Regions from separate parts of the Homo sapiens genome. Here region 2 is linked to region 1. Evidence: chromatin contacts called from ENCODE Hi-C or POLR2A ChIA-PET data. All regions are on one chromosome and are shown on one strand. Each heading gives the region's core, a stretch centred on a gene start or an enhancer-like site at or near the end of the contact. The rest is flanking DNA. Distances are from core to core; before and after follow the strand shown. Region 1 overlaps LOC107984778 (a long non-coding RNA gene). Region 2 holds the start of FAM174B (family with sequence similarity 174 member B).

Region 1 (5,262 bases), core at 2,045-4,544:
CCCAGATGTTTTGATACGTTATGTCACTATTGTAATTTAGTTTGAAGAGATTTTTAATTTCCATCTTGATTTCATTGTTGACCCAATGATCGATCATTCAGGAGCAGATTATTTAATTTCCATGTATTTGCATGGTTTTGAAAGTTCCTTTTAGAGTTGATTTCCGGTTTTATTCCACTGTGGTCTGAGAGAGTGCTTGATATAATTTCAATTTTATTAAATTTATTGAGGCTTTTTTATAGCCTATCATATGGTCTATCTTGGAGAAAGTCCCATGAGCTGATGAGTAGAATGTATATTCTGAGGTTTGTGGGTAGAATGTTCTGTAAATATGTTAAGTTCATTTATTCCAGGGTATAGTTTAAATCCATTTTTTTTGTTGACTTTCTGTCTTGATGACCTGTCTAGTGCTGTCAGTGGAGTATTGAAGTCCCCCACTATTATTTTGTTGCTGTCTATTTCATTCCTTAGGTCTAGTAGTAAATTTGGGAGCTTCAGTGTTAGATGCATATATATTTAGGATTGTGATATTTTCCTGTTGGACAAGGCCTTGTATCATTACATAATGATGTCCTTCTTTGTCTTTTTTAACTGCTGTTGCTTTAAAGTTTGCTTTGCCTGATATAAGAATAGCTACCCCTGCTTGCTTTTGGTGTGCATTTGTATGGAATATCTTTTTCCACCCCTTTAAGTTTATGTGAGTCCTTAAGTGTTAGGTGAGTCTCTTGAAGGCAGCAGATGGTTGGTGAATTCTTATTCATTCTGCAATTCTGTTATCTTTTAAGTGGTGCATTTAGGCCATTTATATTCAATGTTAGTATTGAGATGTGAGGCACTATTCCATTCATCATGCTATTTGTTGCCTGTATACTTTTTTTTTAATCTTTAATTGTATTTTTGTTTTATAGGTCCTGTGTGATTTATGCTTTAAAGAGGTACTGTTTTGATGTGTTTCCAGGATTTGTTTCAAGATTTAGAGCTCCTTTTAGCATTCTTGTAGTGCTGGCTTGGTGTAGTGGCAAATTCTCTCCGCATTTGTTTCTCTGAAAAAGACTGTATCTTTCCTGCATTTATGAAGCTTAGTTTTGCTGGATACAAAATTCTTGGCTGATAATTGTTTTGTTTAAGGAAGCTGAAGATAGGGCTCCAGTACCTTCTAGCTTGTAGGGTTTCTGCTGATAAATCTGCTGTTAATCTGATAGATTCTCCTTCATATGTTACCTGGTGCTTTTCCTCACAGCTCTTAAGATTCTTTCCTTCATCTTAACTTTAGATAACCTGATGACAATGTGCCTAGGTTATGATCTTTTTGTGGTGAATTTCCCAGGTGTTCTTTGAGTTTCTTGTATTTGGATGTCTAGGTCTCTAGCAAGGCCAGGGAAGTTTTCCTTGATTATTCCAACAAATATGTTTTCCAGACTTTTAGATTTCTCTACTTCCTCAGGATTGCCGATTATTTTTAGGTTTGGTTGTTTGAAAGAATCTTAGACTTCTTGGAGCCTTTGTTCATATTTTCTTATTCTTTTTTCTTTGTCTTGTTGGATTGGGTTAATTAAAATCCTTGTCTTCAAGCTCTGAAGTTCTTTCTTCTGCTCATTTGATTGCATTGCTGAGACTTTCCAGAGCATTCTGCATTTCTATAAGTGCATCCATTGTTTCCTGAAGTTTTGATTGTTTTTTATTTATGCTATTTCACTGAAGATCTCTCCCCTCATTTCTTGTATCATTTTAAAAAATTTCCTTAAATTGGGCTTTGCCTTTCTCTGGTGGCTCCCTGATTAGCCTAATAACTGACTCTCTGAATTCTTTTTTCAGGTAAATCAGGGATTTCTTCTTGGTTTGGATCCATTGCTGGTGACCTGGAGTGATTTTTTTTGGGGGTGTTAAAGAGCCTTGTTTTGTCATATAACCACGGTTGGTTTTCTGGTTTCTTCTCATTTGGGTAGACTGTGTCAGAGGGAAGGTCTAGGGCTCAAGGCTGTTGTTCAGATTCTTTTGTCCCATGGGATGTTCCCTTGATGTAGTACTTTCTCTTTTCCTAGGGATTTGCCTTCCTGAGAGCAAAGCTGTAGTGATTGTAATCTGTCTTCTGGATCTAGCCACCCATCAGGTCAACCAGGCTCTGGGCTGGTACTGGGGTTGTCTATACAGAGTCCTGTGATGTGAACCATCTGTGGGTCTCTCAGCTGTGGATACCAGCATCTGCTCTGGTGGAGTTGGCAGGGGGGTGAAATGGACTCTGTGAGGGTCCTTAATTTCGGTTGTTAATGCACTATTTTTGTGCTGGTTGGCCTCCTGCAGGGAGGTGGCACTTTCAAGAAAGCATCAGCTGTGGTAGTATAGGGAGGATCAGGTGGTGGGCAGGGCCCTAGAACTCCCCAGAGTATAAGTCCTTTGTCTTCAGCTCCAGCGTGGGTAGAAAGGACCATCAGGTGGGGGCAAGGCTAGGTGTGTCTGAGCCCAGACTCTCCTTATGGGAGGGTGTTGCTGTGGCTGCTGTGGGGGATGGGAGTGTGGTTCCCAGGTCAATAGAGTTATGTTCCTAGGAGGATTATAGCTGCCTCTGCTGTGTCATGTAGGTTGTCAGGGAGGTCGGGGAAAGCCAGCAGTCACAGGCCTCACCCAGCTCCCATGCAAGCCAAAAGGATGATCTCACTTTCACTGTACCCACCCCCCAACAGCACCGAGTCTGTTTCCAGGCAGTGGGTGAGCAGGGCTGAGAACTAGCTCCAGGCTACTCACCTCCCAGCTATGAAAGTAAGTAGGGCTTTCATGCTTCCCCACCTGTGGAGTCTGCACACAGGATTCATGCCCTCCCTTGAGTTCTGGCCAGGAGATTTCTCATGCGGTTGGAATTATTACAAAGTTCAGCTGGAGGTTTCCTTCTCCTTGTGGCCTTTTCCCAGTCCTTTTCTGGCAGTCCTCCCCAAGGCCCCCTGTGAGGCAAGGCGGAAATGGCTACCCAGGGGACGCAGAGAGCCCACGGGGCTTTTCCCGCTGCTTCCTCTACTCCTGTATTTCGCTTGGCTCTCTAAATTGACTCAGCTCCAGGTTAGATCAGAATCTTCTTCCGTGTTGTAGACCTTCAGGTTCCTTAGTGAGCATGTGTGTTCAGAGGCAGAAGATCCCCCTTTCTCACTTCCAGAGTTTGGGCAGTCACGGTATTTGGGGTGTCTCCTGGGTCCTGCAGGAGCAATTTGCTTCCTTCAGAGGGTCCGTGGGTTCTCTTGGCTTTCCTGAATTATTTCTGCAGTAGTTCTGGAGCAAAAGTTTACAATGCGAGACTACACACACTGCTCTGTCCATCTGAGTGGGAGCTGCAATCTAGTCCTGCCTCTCGTCTGCCATGACCTTCTCAAAAAAACCGATTAATACATTTCATTTGCCTCTGCTCCAAGCCCTTGGTAACCACCATTCTAGTCTTTGATTTTAAGAATTTGACCATTTTAGATGACTCATGGAGGTGGAATCATGTAGTACTTGTCTTTTTGTGTGTAACTTATTTCACTTAGCATAATGTCCTCAATGTTCATCCATGTTGTTGCATATTGCAGAATTTTTCACTTTTTAAAAGCTGAATAGTATTTCATTGTATGTATATACCACAATTTCTTTATCCATTCATCTGTCAGTGAACATATGGGTCCTTTCCTTATCTTGGCTATTGTGAATTTCTTACTCACTGCGATAAACACGGATGTGATAATATCTCTTTTTTAGATCCTGATTTCAATTATTTCAGATATATACCCAAAAATGAGATGGCTGAATCATGTGGTAGTTTTATTTTTATCTCTTTGAGGAACCTCCACACTGTTTTCCATAGCGGCTGTATCATTTTGCAGTCCCACCAACAGCATACACTGGTTTCAGTTTCTCCATATCCTTGCCCACACTTGTTTTTTGTTTAATTTAATTTTTAATTGACAAATTTATATATATTTTTGGTGTACAACATGATGTTTTGATATATGTACACATTGTGGAATGGCTAAATTGAGCTAATTAACATATGCCCTACCTCATATGTTTACCTTTTTTTTTTTTTTTTGTGGTGAGAATGCTTACATTCTACTCTTAGCAATTTTCCGGTGTATAATAACTATAGTCACCATGATAGGCAATAGATCTCTACGACTTATTCCTCCCATCTAACTGAAATTTTGTGTTCTTTGACTAACATCTCTCCAATCCTCTAACCCCCAGTCTCTTTTTCTACTCTCTTTTTCTATTTGTTCAACTTTTTAAGATTCTACATGTAGGTGAGATTGTGTGGTATTTGTATTTCTGTTCCTGACTTGTTTTACTGAACATAATGTCCTCCACATTCATCTGTGTTGTCTCAAGTGACAGAATGCTTTTTTTTTTTTTTTTTTGGTAATAGCCGTCCCGACAATTGTGAGGTATGATATCTTTATAATCAACAATAATGTATTGTATGCCTACAATTTTTTAAGAGGATAGGTCTCACGTTAAGTGCCCTTACGGCAATAAAAAAATATTTCAAAGAAAAGTGACATGTAAATCAGCCCTTGCATGAGATTCTGAGCATCTTTAGGTGGTTTTCTCTGTGTTCTTTGCAGTGCTGAGCAGAATGCCTTTCACATACAAAGGCTCAGGAGGCATTGCCTTCCACCCGTTCCTTTAGAAGTCCTCCATGTGAATTTCTCATGCCTCTTGGAGGCTGCAGTTAAGCAAAGTCTCCATCTAAAGAAACATTCAGGGAGAAAAAGTGGGTATATTGGAAAGAGCAAGGGTTGAAGTCACACGGATCTGGACCGAAATCCTGACTTCGTCATATACCAGCTAGGTGACCTTGGCAGATAATAACCTCTCGGAGCCTCACCATTTTTAGAATAAAATTCAGGAAAATTGAGGGTTGTTGTAAGGATTAAAGGAGGGTAACATATGTAAAGCCTCTCATATTAAATCAATGTTTGTGTCCTGTCTGCTTCCTTCTTTTTGGTCTGGGTATGATAAACTGATTTATGTCTTCCTGAGTGCCACTTCCCGTGCTTCCAGATTGGACACAGTATCATTCAGTGTTCTGTGGATATCATTCAGATTGTGCATGCCTTTGCACGAGGTTGGCAGGGAGCTGATAACTTATTCCAAGGACAGACGAAAAGTGACCAAGGAATATATGGTGGTATCTTCTATGCCATTAATTCCTGCCCTTGTGATTTCAGCAGGTCAGGTGGTGGCTTTATACTTGTGAAAATCCCACCACTATAATCTACCTTCTCATTTGTCATCAAATTT
Region 2 (5,262 bases), core at 1,977-4,476, 1.2 Mb after region 1:
GAATTGGCAGGGAGGGGTAGAAGAAGGATGAGACAGGCATTCCTGCAGTTGAGGGAGGACAGACTGGAGAGGGACAAGGTTGGAGGCACGAACCCCAGCTTAACAGATATTATTGCAATTCAGGAGCGACAAGGTAGAAACGGCGGCAGGTGGCGAAGCTTCACTGGGGAAGGTGGTGTGGGCAGAGGTGAGACAGTCTCTTGGAGACTCAGGTGGTGGAATTTCCAGGACTCGGTGCCCGCAGGCTAAGGAGTTGCAGAGGGAGAAAGGAAGGAGGGCCCCCAGCCAGCAGAGCAGGCATTTGGTTAGCTGACTAACCAAGGTTACAGGGGAGCGTGGGACAGGGGAAAGGCCACAGTACAGACCGAATAGCACAGATGAGGTGCTGGCCCTGCCTTGGCTACACAGACTTGCAGAGTGTTCTAGAATCTAGCAATGACTTATTCCACTTCCTGGGATGCAACTTTCTCAACTGCAAAGAAACACATGGGGACTGTGCACCATCAGGGCCCTTGCAAGCTGTAAAATATTACAAAGTCCTCTCTAGATCAGAATCTGGGGTGGCAGCTGTCCACCTGAAAACTCACCCTAACAAGATTGCCTTCCTGGGAAGAGACGCAGATCATGTCCATAACCAGCTTCTCCTATGAAGTCGTAAACTTCTTTCAACACTCCACACCCAAGCTACTAAAGACCCATCTCTTCCAGGCTAGAGTGCTGGCTTACCCACTCCAACATGAGTCTCGCACCCCTCACATCTGGGTGCATGCTGCCTTCTTTTCTCCCCTACTCCTGAGTAATAAACAGCAGACTAGCAAAATTGTTCAAATACCTTCTAAAAAAAATACACAGCCTTGTGGACTCCAGGGCCTATTTTGAGCTAAATGTTTCAAACCTCCAGACTCAGAGCTGCTCTAGGCATTAACCTTCACTCCAACTGAACAATCAGGAAGTCCGTAGATGACAATGGCACCTCTGCTGAATGGCAGGCCCGCATCGGGCATGGAGACACGAAGATGAACTGGACTTCCCAACCTCAAGGGCCCTCTGCTGAGTGCAGAAGCCAGCATGGCATGGTTGGACTGAAGGATGCACAGATTAGGGATGAGGAGGTCAGAAAATAGTGACAGCCTCATTCAAATGTCCAGGAAAACTATACAGAGGAAGGAGGATGGGAGCTGGGCCTTGGTGGCTGCACGCACTTGTAGAATATAGAGGCAAGAATTAGGCTAGAAGCGGGAAACCACAGAGCATAAGGAGCAAGTGACAAGGTACTAGGCTCAGAAGCGCTGGTTGATGTCTGCGTTGCAGACGGGGGCCAGCTTGCAAGGGCCCCAAATGCCACACCCAGGTATTGCCATGCCTAGGTAGTGGCCACAGAGAGCTGCTAGAGTTTGTAAACAGAGGATTGAGGCCAGTGGGTAGAGTGGGAAGAAGACAGGAGCATTTCAACCCAGAGAACATCAAGGAGACCAGCAGAGTGAGGAACGATGTGGCCTGAGACAAGGCAGGGAATGGTGAGGTGAGCGTGGGACCATACTTCCCCTTTCTCCATTTTCTCAGACCACTGGCATCTAATCCTACAGACACAGAAGAAAACACCTGGACTCAAAGTCACACACAACTGACAGCAAAGCTCAATACATAGATGGCTCCTAACTCTGCCTTTTCCTGGTCTGGTTTCTGCTGTTGCACTGAAAATGCTACCAGGAGAGCAAGCCCTGAAGCCCAACCTGCCACAGCTGATCAAACACCAAAGCACTGTGTGTACGCTTGGAAGCAGAGGGAGGCAGCAGTGAACAGCTGACACACACACCCAGACTTCCAGGCGGGCCTCAGTAACAGGACAGGTTTGGTTCATTTCCTGCAAAAACAGGATTTCCCAGGCATTAAAGGAAATGTCCTTGCATTCCTCTTAGCCCTGTCCACCAGGATGGACAGGGATCAAGGACCTGGGACATCCTTCCTAATTTACCAGACACTTTATCCCTGAACGTGAGCAACCTACAAAAGGCTCTCCAAGATCCCTCATGCCCCTGTGAATGTTCATCTAGCGCAACTTAGGCAGGAGCCTAGGAAAGCCGTCTGTGTCCCCCACCAACAGAAAATAAGGGAGGCCACCAAGGGTCGCCTAGAATCCTGAAGCTCAGCTCCAACCCCTGGTGCAAAGCACCCCTCCAGCGTAATTCTGGAGGCAATTCTACTACCCCCCACACTAGAAACTGCTTCTTTCAGTAGCAAAAAAAAAAAAAAGAAGAAGAAGAAGAAGAAGAAAAAGTAGGCGGGGCGTGAGGGAGCTGCAGATGGTAGAAGGGAGAGGGAGTAGCGAGATTAAAGTTAGACAGGCCTGGGTTCAAGTCCTACCTCCACCACTGAGTTTACCTTAGATGAGCCATTTTGCCTCTCTGAAAATGTTTTCCTCATCTGTGAAATGATTATAAAAATAAATTATGGGAAACGCTGTCAGAATTCAGAGCGCTATTGTTAGTGTTCAGCATTAGCAGAAAGCCAACAAATGGGAACCACATATTTATTTTATATATATAGTTAAAGAGAGGAAAGAAAATTCCTAAAACATGTACCAGGAAAATCCAGACGAGCACACCCCGGCCCCCCACCCACTCTCCCGGGCAGGGCAGGAGGCACACGGCTGGCTGGGGCGCACCAGGGCACCTGTGCGTGCAGGTGGGGCGGGCGCGCGGCGACAGCAGGTTGGCGATGCCGCCCTGTCGGCCGGCGGGGGAAGGAAGAGGGCGGGAGGGCCCACCTGAAGACGCGCAGCAGCAGGCAGGCGATGAGGAGGGTGGTAAAGGCGAACGCCACGATCACGGCTGCCTTGAGGGTGGGTAGGTCGCGGAGGAGGATGGAAATGCGGGTCACCAAGGCGTCGCCACTGCTGTTGGAGCTGGAGCTGCCGCTGCCGCCCGCCGCCCCAGACCCAAACCGGGTGGTGTTCCCGGGCCCCGGGCCGGGCGGTGGCCGCGACTCGCGCTCGGGTTCGGGCCACGGCGCGGAGACGGACTCGGCTCTGCTGGCGCGGGCGGCGGGAGCGGCCAGGAGCGCGAGCAGCAGCAGCGGCAGGAGCGGGGCGGGCAGCGGCACGGCGCGCATAGTGCGGTGGGTCGGCACAGGATCGGGCAGGGCGCGCGCGGCTGAGCTCCAGGATCCGCACCAGCACGGAGGCCTGCACCGGGGGATCCTGCGGCGGAGGCGGCTGCGCGGTGCTTGGCAGGAAGCTGCGGCGCCCGGAAGAGCCCGCGCCACCGCCGCCGCCACCACCAACACGTTGCAAGGAGTCATTCGACGGGCCGCGGCCCCACGTGGGCGGGGCAGGCCACCCGGCCTGGGTCCCGGCTGCGCTCCGCTCGCCCGCGACCCCAATTCCTCGGGACTTGAGACCCCGTGGTGAAGCAGCAACTGCCACGATGACACTTGGGCTGGCCCTGTGTTACACGTTTCACGTGTTTTATTTATTTCATTTAATTCTACAACCCCCTTTGAAGACAGGTATTCTGTTACCCACATTTGATAGCTGACTTGGCACCCAAAGAGCCAGCTCACAGCAACCCACATTGTGTCAGACTAAGAATCAAAAACTATGGGACCTAGAAGTAGACTCCCATCTTGCAGATCAAAAACTGAAGCCGACAGTGAAGTGGTTGCCTGATGTCCTATGCAACGCATAATTTCAGTATCTCCCCTAATTTCCCTCTTTCTCAAAAGGGGTTTCTTATTTCATGCGCCTCTGCTTACGAACCGGACTGGGATGTGAATCTCTGCCTCTCATACCTTTGTTGTGGAACACCAGTTGGTGTGGTTAATGCCCCCCTGCCTGGCTGAAGTTTCTCCGGGGAATAATTGGCTTGCTGCCTCTGGTTTGTAAGCTAAATGATGCTTAGGTGGAGAAAGACAATTAAGGAAGTTCTAGTGGGAGGCCCAAAGGTGGAAACTGATGGGGACACAGAGCCCCTACCTGAAGTACTAGGAGCCATTCCCAGGGCTTCAGGGTTCCCCTTTTACACTGCAGATGGGTCCTGGCAGGAAGCTTTTCGGTGGTGGGTAAACAGTTAAATACACATGACATGACAAGGTCCCAGGGACCTTAAACAGCCCATTTCTGGTCCTGCTGGAAAAAGAGACAAATATAGTACAGTGTATTAGTTGTCTACTGCAGCATAACAAATTGCCCTAAAACCTAGCTGCTTAAAACAACATGCATTTAGTATCTCACAGTCTGTGGGTCAGGAAACTGACCATAGGTTACCTGGGTTCTCTGCTTCAGAGCCTCTCCCAAAGGTGCAATCAAGGTGTCAGCTGGGGCTGGGGTCTCCTCTGAAGGCTCAACTGGGGAAGGATCTGCTTCCAAGCTCAATCAGCATTTTTTGGCCAGATTCAGCCCTGCACTGGCTGTTGGACTGGAGCCTCAGTTTCCTTGGGGCAGTTGGCCAGAGGTTGCCCTCAGTTCCTTGGCATGGGGCCCTTCCAACATAGCAACTTGCTTCATCAAAGTATGCAAGTCAAGATAGCAATAGAAAGAGTCACCTACCAAGACAGAAGTCACTGTCTTATGAAACCTCATCACAGAAGTGACATTCTCACACCTTTGTCATATTCTATCAGTTAGAAGCAAGTCACAGGTTTTATCCACACTCAAGGAGAAGGAATTACACAACAGTATGAATATCAGGAAGCAGGGATCATTGGGGCCATCCTAGAAGCTGCCTGCCACCTACAGTGTAATTCATTTTGATCTGGGGGGATGGACAACAATCAGATTATCAGAAGTCATCATCCAGAAGGTACTTCTGAAATGCATGTTAAATATGCATTCCATGTTAAATATGCCCCAGTGATAAGAGATATGGATAGATCACATGATTTAGGTCTCTTCTAACTCTGAAATATCACCTTCTGGTATGTTAAAAATGTTGCATTAGTAGAGAGTCAACATCATCATATCAGTATGATAGAATATATAAAAGTAAGTTTTTAAAGAAACACCTCTGATTCCATGATTTTGGAGAACTGTTCTCCAAGGCATAAACCTCAGCTATCACAGCCTCTTATTTTTGTACTTATCAGAAATTCCTGCACGATACAGCAAAGAGGTCCTGGGCTTTGAGCCTCTTAGCCAGGATGAAAGGTTTGACCACTGAATGGCCTTGGCCAAGTATTTAACCACTGAATACCAGGTTTTTAATATCTGAAATAGGCTGGGCGTGGTGGCTACGCCTGTAATCCCAGCACTTTGGGAGGCCAAGG

Evidence for each region. Hi-C counts contacts between places; a loop is a spot of excess contacts on that map. ChIA-PET counts read pairs that join two places held with the same protein, here RNA polymerase II (POLR2A).
Region 2: a loop to region 1 is called in a map of PC-9, with 6 times the contacts of the local background. The contact joins the promoter of FAM174B here to the enhancer-like site in region 1. A Hi-C loop is called at or near these places in 1 of 168 maps with a recorded cell type or tissue (PC-9). POLR2A ChIA-PET finds 5 or more read pairs at or near these places in 1 of 52 experiments (PC-9).

The regions. Positions count from the first base shown.
Region 1 is chr15:91,453,702-91,458,963 of GRCh38, forward strand. The region is part of intron 2 of LOC107984778 (a long non-coding RNA gene); the gene reads right to left. Among named protein-coding and RNA genes, the nearest start is that of CRAT37, 7.0 kb to the right of the region's middle. Within about 2 kb of position 3,295, at least 5 of the 41 ENCODE cell types and tissues checked have a DNase peak (open chromatin) inside an H3K27ac peak, as active enhancers do; they include PC-9, where a contact is called at or near this core.
Region 2 is chr15:92,652,549-92,657,810 of GRCh38, forward strand. It overlaps FAM174B (family with sequence similarity 174 member B), which reads right to left and starts at 3,227. Exons shown (of 3, transcript NM_207446.3): 1 at 2,768-3,227. The coding sequence starts at 3,111. RefSeq lists silencers at 2,604-2,673, 2,724-2,773, 2,874-3,073, 3,354-3,403.